Linked DNA regions of Homo sapiens: region 1 is linked to region 2. The links are chromatin loops, found by intact Hi-C in ENCODE. Cell type or tissue: MCF 10A. All regions are shown on one strand. Region 1 overlaps EPHA6 (EPH receptor A6). Region 2 overlaps GABRR3 (gamma-aminobutyric acid type A receptor subunit rho3).

Region 1 (5,000 bases), 300 kb after region 2:
GAAGAGGAATTATGGTGACTGAAACCAGGGCTTTTACTACCTAAGGTAACTGGTTAAAACAAACAAACAAACAAAATCCCCAAATATGGGTTCCTTTTGAAAGTGAAGGAACAAATTTATGCCTCTGGAATTCAGTTTTAGGAAAAACTGGAAAAGCAGCCAGGAACTGCCCCAAACAAAGCCCAATGGCAGGGAAGAGCAAAGGAGTCCTTCAAATATGATTCCCTGATGAATAGCAGACTGTAGGCAAATGGCCCAGATCCAAAAAGTCTAAGTGTTGCGGGGGTGGAGCAAAGGTTGCTGGTTATGATGCACTTTGTCCTTAAGGCCAAATGCTCTGTAGGGCCCAGCCACACTGGCTTTGCAGTTTGATGTTGTGCTTTGGAGAACAATGACTGAGCAGTGTGTTTGGCCTCAAACCTGCTGCTACGTTAACTTCTGGACCTAGCATTTTCCACAGAGTCAGTAGACACCCACAGTACTAAGGAGTCAGCTTCAAAAGCAGTACTGTATGGCAGGGAGAAACACTAGCCATGGCCAGCCAACCAAAATCCAATCTTATCTATGCCTGACATTAGAAAAGGATAAATTTTCTCTGTGATTAAGTCCTTAAGATACTTGGACAACTTGAGATTGGGATAGTATGAGGTGTGGAGGTGTGTGTGGGTTGCTTAAGTTGTGTTAAAACTGGCAAAAATAAATGAGATGTGGCAATAGTGTTTAGGGATTATCTATAGTTACGTAGCCTTTGTTTTCACCTATGAACATTCAGAATCACATTATAGGTGATTTCTTATTACCATTGTATCAGAAACCATCTTATAGTTTGAGAAGAACAGGTGAGTAGACAAAGCCTGAATTTCGAGATGAGGAAGTGGGAACTTAAAATATAATGTCAGCTCTGACAGCACACTTATTTGCATTGTCAGAGTATCTGCATCTTCTGAATACTGTCTCTATCACTGTGGATAGGTCACAGGGGTTCAATGTGTGAATTCTCCTGTTCTATAATATTATAGTATCAACCACCAAGGTAGTTTTATAGATAAAATAGAAACAAAACAGTTTGCATTAGGGGTCATGCATATCAAAAGAACCGTACTAGATGGCACATATTGATAATGCATTGCCTGAAAGCATTCACTTTTTTCCCTCTAAGTGATATCTAGTCTAAATTGATTTGCTCTTTACAGTGCTGCATTGAATTGCCCTAAGGAAGAAACGAAAAGTAAACATTACTCTTTCTTTTGTCTTACTTGTAGGTCAAGGCTATTGCACAAACACAGTCAGACTTCATTAGAACAAGCATGGAAATCTGAGATGTAACATGTGCATCAGGCACTCACATGGCACAGCCTGGCAGCTGTCCCTGAGGACATCAAATACAGCTCAGAGTGAAAGGTTACTCAGCTTCTCAAACTCAGCCATAGACCATGAGAAGTTCTCAGGAAGATAAAGGCCAATCTGAGTGAGGACAAAAGGCATAATTCCCCCTCAAGCTAATGTGTTTACATTCACAAAATGGCAGTTTAACTATCGGTAGCACTTACATCTTGGTTAGACATTTCCCAATAAGGTCTCTCTCCATAGGACATGACCTCCCACATGACAATGCCATAGCTCCATGCATCGCTTGCTGAGGAGAATTTTCTGTAGGCGATGGCTTCTGGGGCTGTCCACCTTATGGGGATTTTTCCACCCTGGAAAACAAATTGGAGATTTCTTAGCTGGCTTATCGTTGTATTAAAAACAAAATGGTATTCCAATTAAATATTTTTTATTAGAAAGATCTAAATACTTCATAATAGCACTGGCATTTTAAATTAAAATCAAAAGAAAGCCAGAATAATGTTAAAATGTCAGAAACATTTCCTATAATTATTCAGTAAAAATAGCTTTAATGGGAAATAAGTCACACTTCAGAAATATTTTATTTCATTCATTAGAGAAATTTATTTTTACTTTAGATTCACACAATTAACCCCTCTATAATGCCATTTGAAGAAAGTTCCAGATTATAGGACATTAAAACTAAATATCGTTCAACACTCATTAAACATTGTATTGCATTTATAAATAATAATGAGAATAATCTCTAACTTAATTGAAGACAAGTGCTTAAATACAGAACGGAAACATTCTCTACCAATTCAATACTTACCAGAATTTTATTTGTTCCCTTTGTTTGCTTTACATCTGCTATGATTACATTTATTTTATATGAAAACATTCTTAACCAGTATATAAGCGCACCTTGAAAGGATAATCTTTCTTTCAAAAACTTTAATATAGTTTATATTTTTATTCTTCAATTTCAACTTAACATTTTAACATATTAAAGGAATTAAATTGTATGAATTTAAAGGTTCAAGAATTAAAGTCTGCCATTGTATTACACTTAAATTTTATTAACATTTATTACCTTTTATCTCTTGAAACACTCTATAAATCCCTTTTTACTGTAATGACAAGAATAAAACAATTCATCCATTTGATTTACAATTTTAAAATCCCTGCAGCTCCAAAGTGCGAGTTGAAGGGACGAAAGCAGCCCTAGCGCCACTAGATGGCGGAAGAGAACAATGAGCGGCTCCCAGATTGCTGTCTTAAACCGTGGAGGTGGCTTAGGTTCATAACAAAAATTATTTTTGACAGTCAGAGCTCACCACAAAGGGATTGTTTCAACATTGTCCATGATCATGATCACATAATCTGATCACCCACTGTGTGCAAAGCCTGGTGCAAGTAGGGGTGGAAAGAAAAGTGTGTTCTTTGGCCCTTAAGGAATTTAAGTTAAATATCTTTAAAGGTGAAACTATTAATTGAGTAATCTAAACACTACTTACCGCGGCGGGGGGGGTGGGGGGGGGGGTGGGGGGGGCGGGAACGGATTCATCCAAAATGGGAACAATTTAGGTTTTACAAGGCAAATGAGAGCATTAATGGAACACTCATTTCAAAGACTAGTAGCATGGAATTGTTAGAAGAAACCTTGGGGAAAACACCTTGAATCCACTCCCTTGATTTTATAAGTGAGCAAACTGAGCCCAGGGCTTGGAAATTTCAAGGTTTAGAAATTTCTCACCATATTATTGAGTACCTTATGTATATTAATGCTGTCATATGATGTAAAGATGTAATACTTAAGCACAGGGATTCTGTAACCACATATCAAAGCAGCCCAATAGAAGGAAGCCTGAAGCCCGAGGTTTTCATGCATTGGGGCAGAGGTTAAAGGCAGCACCAAATTAAGACTAGGGAATTAAATTTACAAAGTTGGTGACAGTAGCTTAAGAGTGTTGGGGGGCAGGGAGTTGCAAGGGGAGAAAATTCATTCTTGAACCCAAAGTAGGGTAGCCAGATAAAATAAGGGACTCATGGTTAAATTTGTATTTCAGATAAATAACAAATAATTTTTCATTATAAGTATGTTCCACAAGGGAATTTTTTGGTATAAGTACATCCCAAATATTATATGAGACATATTTATACTTAAAAAAAACCAAATCATTGTTTATCTGCAATTCAAACTTAACTGGGCACTCTATATTTTTATTTACTAAATCTATCTACCCTAATCCAAAGCACTAAAAAAATTCAGAAATGAGAACACTGCAAGTGATCCAATTGGACATAAAGTCATGTTCTAAAAAATGGGTGTGATCTTCACAAGGGGGTAAGGATACCTCTACTTGTATTTGTGCACCAATACTAGAGTATTCTTGTTTTATTGTATGTTTGTGACTAAAGTGCCTCAGTCTTGTGGCTCTGCATATTGAGCTATTTAAGTAAGATTCAGGTTTGTTTCCAATATGGAAGCCACATTTCCAGAGAACAAAGTCCAAATTTGTCAATTTGACCCGAGAACATATACAAGGGCAAGGGCAGCAGTCCCATCTGGCATTTCTCATGCTGGATCTTTCTTTGTTCCAGAAAACAATATGTAAGAGTGTGACTTGCTAGCCTGCCTGGCTGTTCCTTTGCTAAATCTTTGTGGGTTCTATTAAGATAGGTCAAAAAGCAGAGTTAATGGTTATTTTATGTTCATTTACTCATTCACCTATAAATGATATTTCATATAAATTATTCACATATAAATTTATATTTTGAATAATTTGATATCACATATAAGTGACAACGTTATCACTTTCCTTCATACGGTTTTATTTTTTTCTGTAAGGGGAAGGTATTACAGAATATTTGATTAATGGCATTGCTCCCTGTTATGAACTCAATTGTGTTCCCCTAAAATTCATACATTGAAGCCTTAACCCCCACTGTGACTATATTTTGAGATAGGGTCTTTAAAGAAGTAATTAAGGTCAAATAAAATTATAAGGGTATGGCCCTCATCTAATATGACTTTGTTCTTTCCTTATAAGAAGATGAAAAGGTATCAGAGGCATGCAGGCACAGAGAAAAAGCCATTTGAGGCCATCCTCAAGAAGAAGCCATCTGTAAGCCACAGAGTGGGGCCTTAGGAGAAGCCAAGCTGTCAGCACCTTGATCTTGGACTTCCAGCCTCTAGAACTGTGAGAAATAAATTCCTATTGTTTAAACCACCCAGTCTGTGGTGTTTTGTTATGGCAGCCCTAGCAGACTAATACACTACCACTATAAAATTTTTTTTTTCAAAACACTTTGTTAAAATGAACAACATTACAAAATGGACAGTGCAACTTTATTTCCAATTTTATTTCAACTGTTGTCTTTTTTTTTTTTTTTTTTTGAGATGGAGTTTCACTCTTGTTGCCCAGGCTGGAGTGCAATGGCGCGATCCTGGCTCACAGCAACTTCTGCCTCCTGGGTTCAAGAAATTCTCCTGCCTCAGCCTCCCGAGTAGCTGGGATTACAGTCACCTGCCACCACGCCCAGCTAATTTTTTTGTATTTTAGTAGAGACAGGGTTTCACCATGTCGGCCAGGCTGACCAACATGGTGATGGTCCATATTGAACTCCTGACCTCAAGTGATCCACCCACCTTGGCCTCCCAAAGTGCT
Region 2 (5,000 bases):
GTAGCTTGTTCAGGTGCAGATTACTAGGCCCTGCTTCCTAGGGGACTGATTTAGTTGATCTGGGACAGGAGTCCATGAATCTGAGTTTTGATCACCTCCACTCAGGTAATTGGGATTTTCCAGGTCTAAAAACCGTATTCTGAGAAACAATATGAGTTTGTGCATTAAATCCAACTGAGTTTGTCACTTAATGTGCTCCAAAATTTGGTTTACCTTATTTGCTCCACACTTATATAATAAAGAACAAATGTTGACAGCTCTTTGGCTTAATATGAACTGAGAAAATGAGCTTTTATGTATGTATTTCAGAACATGTTATGTTGAGCACAGATGGCTAACCTAAATCAAAATATCCAGAAGCATATGTATCTCAGAAGTTTTTTTTTTCCCTTTGGGGGAACAGCAAACAAGAAACTAGAATGAAGAAAGATGACAGTACCAAAGCGCGGCCTCAGAAATATGAGCAACTTCTCCATATAGAGGACAACGATTTCGCAATGAGACCTGGATTTGGAGGTGAGTATTATCCTCTCAAAATTCATTTCAAAACCCATTGCACTGTCAAAATGGAGGTGAAAATTTAAAACAAGACCAAAATGCAAGTAAAGTCCATCAGTTTAAAACAAAAAAAGAAGGCTTTTACAATCACCTTCTCTTTAATGAGAACAATTGATGAGTTATCCATTTTAAATTGACCAAAAAAACTCATTTTCCTACTATGCACACTGTAGTAAATAGTATGTGTTCCATAAATAGAGAATGGATATATGTTGCCTATACACCAACTTATTTTCTAACTAAAATCCTTAAATTGGATACATGTTATTTATAAAATCTTATTGAATATTCTTATGAGCTAGAATGCCATGCTTTGGGGGAAGAATTAGTATGGCAAATGCCATGGCTTCCTCTGAACGTACTCTGCTGAATTGTCTTTTAAAAACGGTTTATCACTTCTAGCAATTAAGATTGATCAAGTGTTAGAATACCCCTTAATGTACTATCTTATTCCATCCTCACAGTGATCCTATGAAATAGGCACTGTCATGATACTTAATATTGCAATGTGAACACTGGGTCTTAAGAGAGGTTAAGAGATTTGCCCAAGGCCATGAAAACAGAAAGTGGTAGAGCTGAGCTGCGATGGCAGGTAAAGAAGATGAAAATTCATATTACAGGTACATAATTGGAACAAAGACTTTCTTCTCCTTAGACTACTTAATGTACACACAGTTGCATCACTGAGGGTACCAAGTTTTCCAACAATACACAGGATATGGTGAAATCATCAGGTTAAACTCTCTGGCTTACAGCTAAATCCATCCTGATTCTTCTTTCATTGATGGAGCCTTCCACTTCCACAATTCCTGAACTGACAACTTTTGAGAATCCTAGAGATGTGGAGATGAGGGAAGTATGGATGAGGGTGAGAAGAAAGATCCTCTGGCAGTATAACAGATACAGCCTTCTGATGAATAACGAATACCGCAAGTGTTCAGGGCGGGGGATACTCTTCTCATGATGTGGTTATGACCAAGGGAAGCACAATAGGCATGTAGGTACTGCAGAGAACTAATTTGTTAACAGGCAAAACAAAAACGTATGTTAAATATTCTCACGTTGAGGATTGGATTTTTTTAGGGGGTGGTTGTTTGTTTTTTCAATTTCCTGAAATCCATGTGGTTCCTGTTCTTTTTTTTTTTTTTTTTTTTTTTTGAGACGGAGTCTCACTCTGTCACCCAGGCTGGATTGCTGGCATGCAGTGGCGCGATCTCGGCTCACTGCATCCTCCACTTCCCAGATTCAAGTGATTCTCCAGCCTCAGCCTCCCAAGTAGCTGGGATTACAGGCACGTGAAACCAGGCCAAGCTAATTGTTGCATGTTTTAGTAGAGAGAGGGTTTCACCCTGTTGGTCAGGTTGTTCTCAAACTCCTGACTTCAGGTGATCCACCCACCTCGGCCTCCCAGAGTGCTGGGATTACAGGTGTAAGCCACCACACCCGGCCAATTCTAAGGGTCTAACCTTGATTTCATCACATTTGTGACTCAGACTTTGGTGAGCATCAGGATCACCTGGGGGTTCTGAAGGCACAGCTTACTGGGTTCCACCCCCAGAGTCTCTGACCCACTAGATCTGGGTGGGGCCAACCATTTGCGTTTCTAACAAATTCCTAGGTGATGCTGCTGGTCTGAGAATCACAATTTGAGAGCTCCTCGGGAGGCTGAGGCCAGAGAATCGCTGTATTAGGTGATCACTGTATTAGGTGATCAGCATCAGATGAAATCATGGTGAGTTTAATTTTTTGTTTTGCAGAGCATTTTTCACACTTATTGAATCATAATTTAAGATTTCAGAAGCCTTGAGATGAAGCAGGTTTAGAAATATGTCTCTTTTTTTCTTCTGAGACTATTTCTTTATCTTTTTTTACTTTTCTTCACTACTTCTCTTATGTATCTTCCTTACGACCGTTCTCAACTGTGTTTCCCCAGCCAAATTTTCCCAAAGTTTATATAATAGGTTCTACAACTACTACGCAGATATTTTGTACCTTGGTCCCTGTGATTCTATAAAAGATCTTTAAAATATTTCCCCTACCACCATATAACAAGCAGGAATCTTCAGTCGATACATTTGCCTGTCCCTGGGTTTTCGGCCACCAGGGGGCGCCAGTCACACAGGAATGGCTTGAAACTGGCCACTCCGGAGCCACAGTTGGAAGCTCTTTTCAACACGAATTCAAAAACCTGCCCTAATTCATGTCAGGTTAGATTTCTCAGTTAAACTCGCTCCTATCCTAGAGGAAAGGGTTTTTATGGAGATTATTTGAGGCCATGTAAAGGAAGAAAGATTGAGAGAAAAATGACTATCCTTGAATGTAGACCTTGAACCAAGTGCGGTCTAGAGAGGCTTTGACACTCAAAGTGGTCCATGGACCAGCCGCAGAATCACCTGGGAGTTAGAAATGCAGATGCACGGGCCCCAACTCAGGATTCTAAATAAAACTCTGCAGTGATTCCCCTAAACCTTACAGTTTGAGAAGCACTCCTGTAGATGACGGAGAGCCAACTCTCCTCTCTTATCTTAAAACATGTATGCCTTCATTCTCCATCCCTACCTCGTCCTCCCCCCGTCCAGAAAAACATGAAATTGACCTGAAATTTCCACTGTGCTTGATCTGTTAGAGATACATTTAAAGATTTTTTTTAAATGAAAATGCATTTTTTTAAAAATACTTTCTTTCCCGAGGCGACTTCGTAGGGTTGTTAAAAATGCAATTGAAATGTGCTACTTAGTGGCAGGCGGCAAATCATCCCATGATTAAGAAATTTTTCTGACAATCATATACTGGGGTGAAATGGTGTCCAAATGGCTTGTGTGATTAGTCAGTTTGAGCCGAAAAATCTTCATAAATTCAGTCAGAAGTGTCAGTCTGGTAGCTCTGTGAAAGACACCCCTTAACCTTCTCTTGCCTGTCTTGGTCAGAACAGCTTCTTATACCAGTGACCCATTTCTCTGTTCTCATGGCTGCCTTCCTTGGGGAAATCAGACTGCAGAATATAAAAGACAAGCTTTAATTTATCTTCTTTCTTTATGCTTGTCCGCAACACAAACACACGCACATACTTTTTCCCTCTTGAGCTAAATGTTAACTTCAGCACTTCTCTTGCCTTAATGTGTCTTCCTAATTAGCTTTAACATTAAAACCAGCTGCTACTGCAGTGTTTTTTACTTTTATAAAGCATTAGAAGATTAATTGACTCATTATGTGGAAACAGGAGGATATAAATTTAGGGGAGCTTTTTGTTTAACTTGGGTTATAAATTGCAGCTCATTTTCTTTATTTATGTTTTCCCCACCTTTTACGTCTCCCATAACTAAGGGCTTTTTTGTTTTAGTTTTATAGATGATAATTTCTTTGTTTCTTCAAAGTGAAATCATTTCAGTATGCAGATACTGGCTACAGAGTCAAGACAAAAGCTAAAGTTATAAAAGCTGCTTGCACAGTCTTTGCTTGTCAAAGGAGAGGACTATACTGTGAGTCAGAAGGATCTGGCTACTTTCCTATCATTAACTAACTTTGGGTTTCAGGCACGTGTTGTAACCTCTCTGAGTATGCACTCCCTCGTGTCAAGAGGAGCTAAAATCAGCTCTCTCTAGCTAACAAAGCAGCTATAATTAAAAGATTAGATGATATATTATATAATGAACTTTAAATGCATTATACAAATCAGATGTATAACTTTTATTTAGCCCTCATTATTCCAGCCTGCATAAAAACCAAATAGATGCTATATCTTGCCATATACAAAAAGGATTATAAATGTGTGTGCTACTACCTAGTTAGTGATCCTGAGAAATCAACACAATCATCGTAATGGTTAATATTTATTTAATTTTCACTATATTTTAAATGCTTTAGGTACTGAATTAATAAAATTATCTAAAAATTATTATTTACACTGTTACATTTATTACTGATCCAATAGATAGATAACATGTAAGTTGGTTTTAATACATCTGAATGGGGTTAGGCTAAGGACTTGACAAGCTTCCTTTCACATAATCACAGCAACCCAAAAAGTAGGTACCATATATTTAGTTCTGTTTTACAGATTACATGAGGAGTTGAGGTATTTACAGAAGTTTGGTACTAACTCAGGTTTATATGGCTACAAATTCCATGGATTTGAATCCATATGCTTTATTGCCACCTTCTATCTGTGACTCAGCTCCTTTTTTGTAAAAAGAACGATCTTTGGAGCTTTTATCTGGCTCCCAAACTCTGATTCTGCGTTTTGGCTTTACATGCTGCTCACTCTCTACTCTATCCTCAAGAATGCTAGAGCGTAATACAGTTCCTCAAACCCATGAATAAGGTGCAGTGGGACATGGAGCTCAAACCAGGCAGAAATGACGGCCTGGTGCAGTGGCTCACGCCTGTAATCCCAGCACTTTGGGAGGCCGAAGCAGGCGGATCATTTGAGGTCAGGAGTTCGA

The links. Hi-C counts contacts between places; a loop is a spot of excess contacts. Peaks named below come from ENCODE experiments on the same cell type or tissue, not always from the same donor. Only the 100,000 strongest peaks of a DNase experiment are listed, where the experiment ranks them.
Region 1: it touches region 2 in a loop (10-fold over the local background); 14 of 110 quality-filtered maps call a loop at or near these places.

What each region holds. Positions count from the first base shown.
Region 1 is chr3:97,716,961-97,721,960 of GRCh38, reverse strand. EPHA6 (EPH receptor A6) reads right to left here. Exons shown (of 18, transcript NM_001080448.3): 15 at 1,551-1,700. LOC124906256 (a long non-coding RNA gene) reads left to right here. Exons shown (of 5, transcript XR_007095973.1): 4 at 1,263-1,468; 5 at 4,383-4,562. Among named protein-coding and RNA genes, the nearest start is that of ARL6, 45 kb to the left of the region's middle. In MCF 10A, a CTCF peak has its summit at 2,546 (motif pointing right); a DNase peak (open chromatin) is centred at 2,580.
Region 2 is chr3:98,021,083-98,026,082 of GRCh38, reverse strand. It overlaps GABRR3 (gamma-aminobutyric acid type A receptor subunit rho3), which reads left to right. Exons shown (of 10, transcript NM_001105580.3): 3 at 404-516. Among named protein-coding and RNA genes, the nearest start is that of GABRR3, 12 kb to the left of the region's middle. RefSeq lists an enhancer at 2,713-2,762. In MCF 10A, a CTCF peak has its summit at 2,652 (motif pointing right); a DNase peak (open chromatin) is centred at 2,682.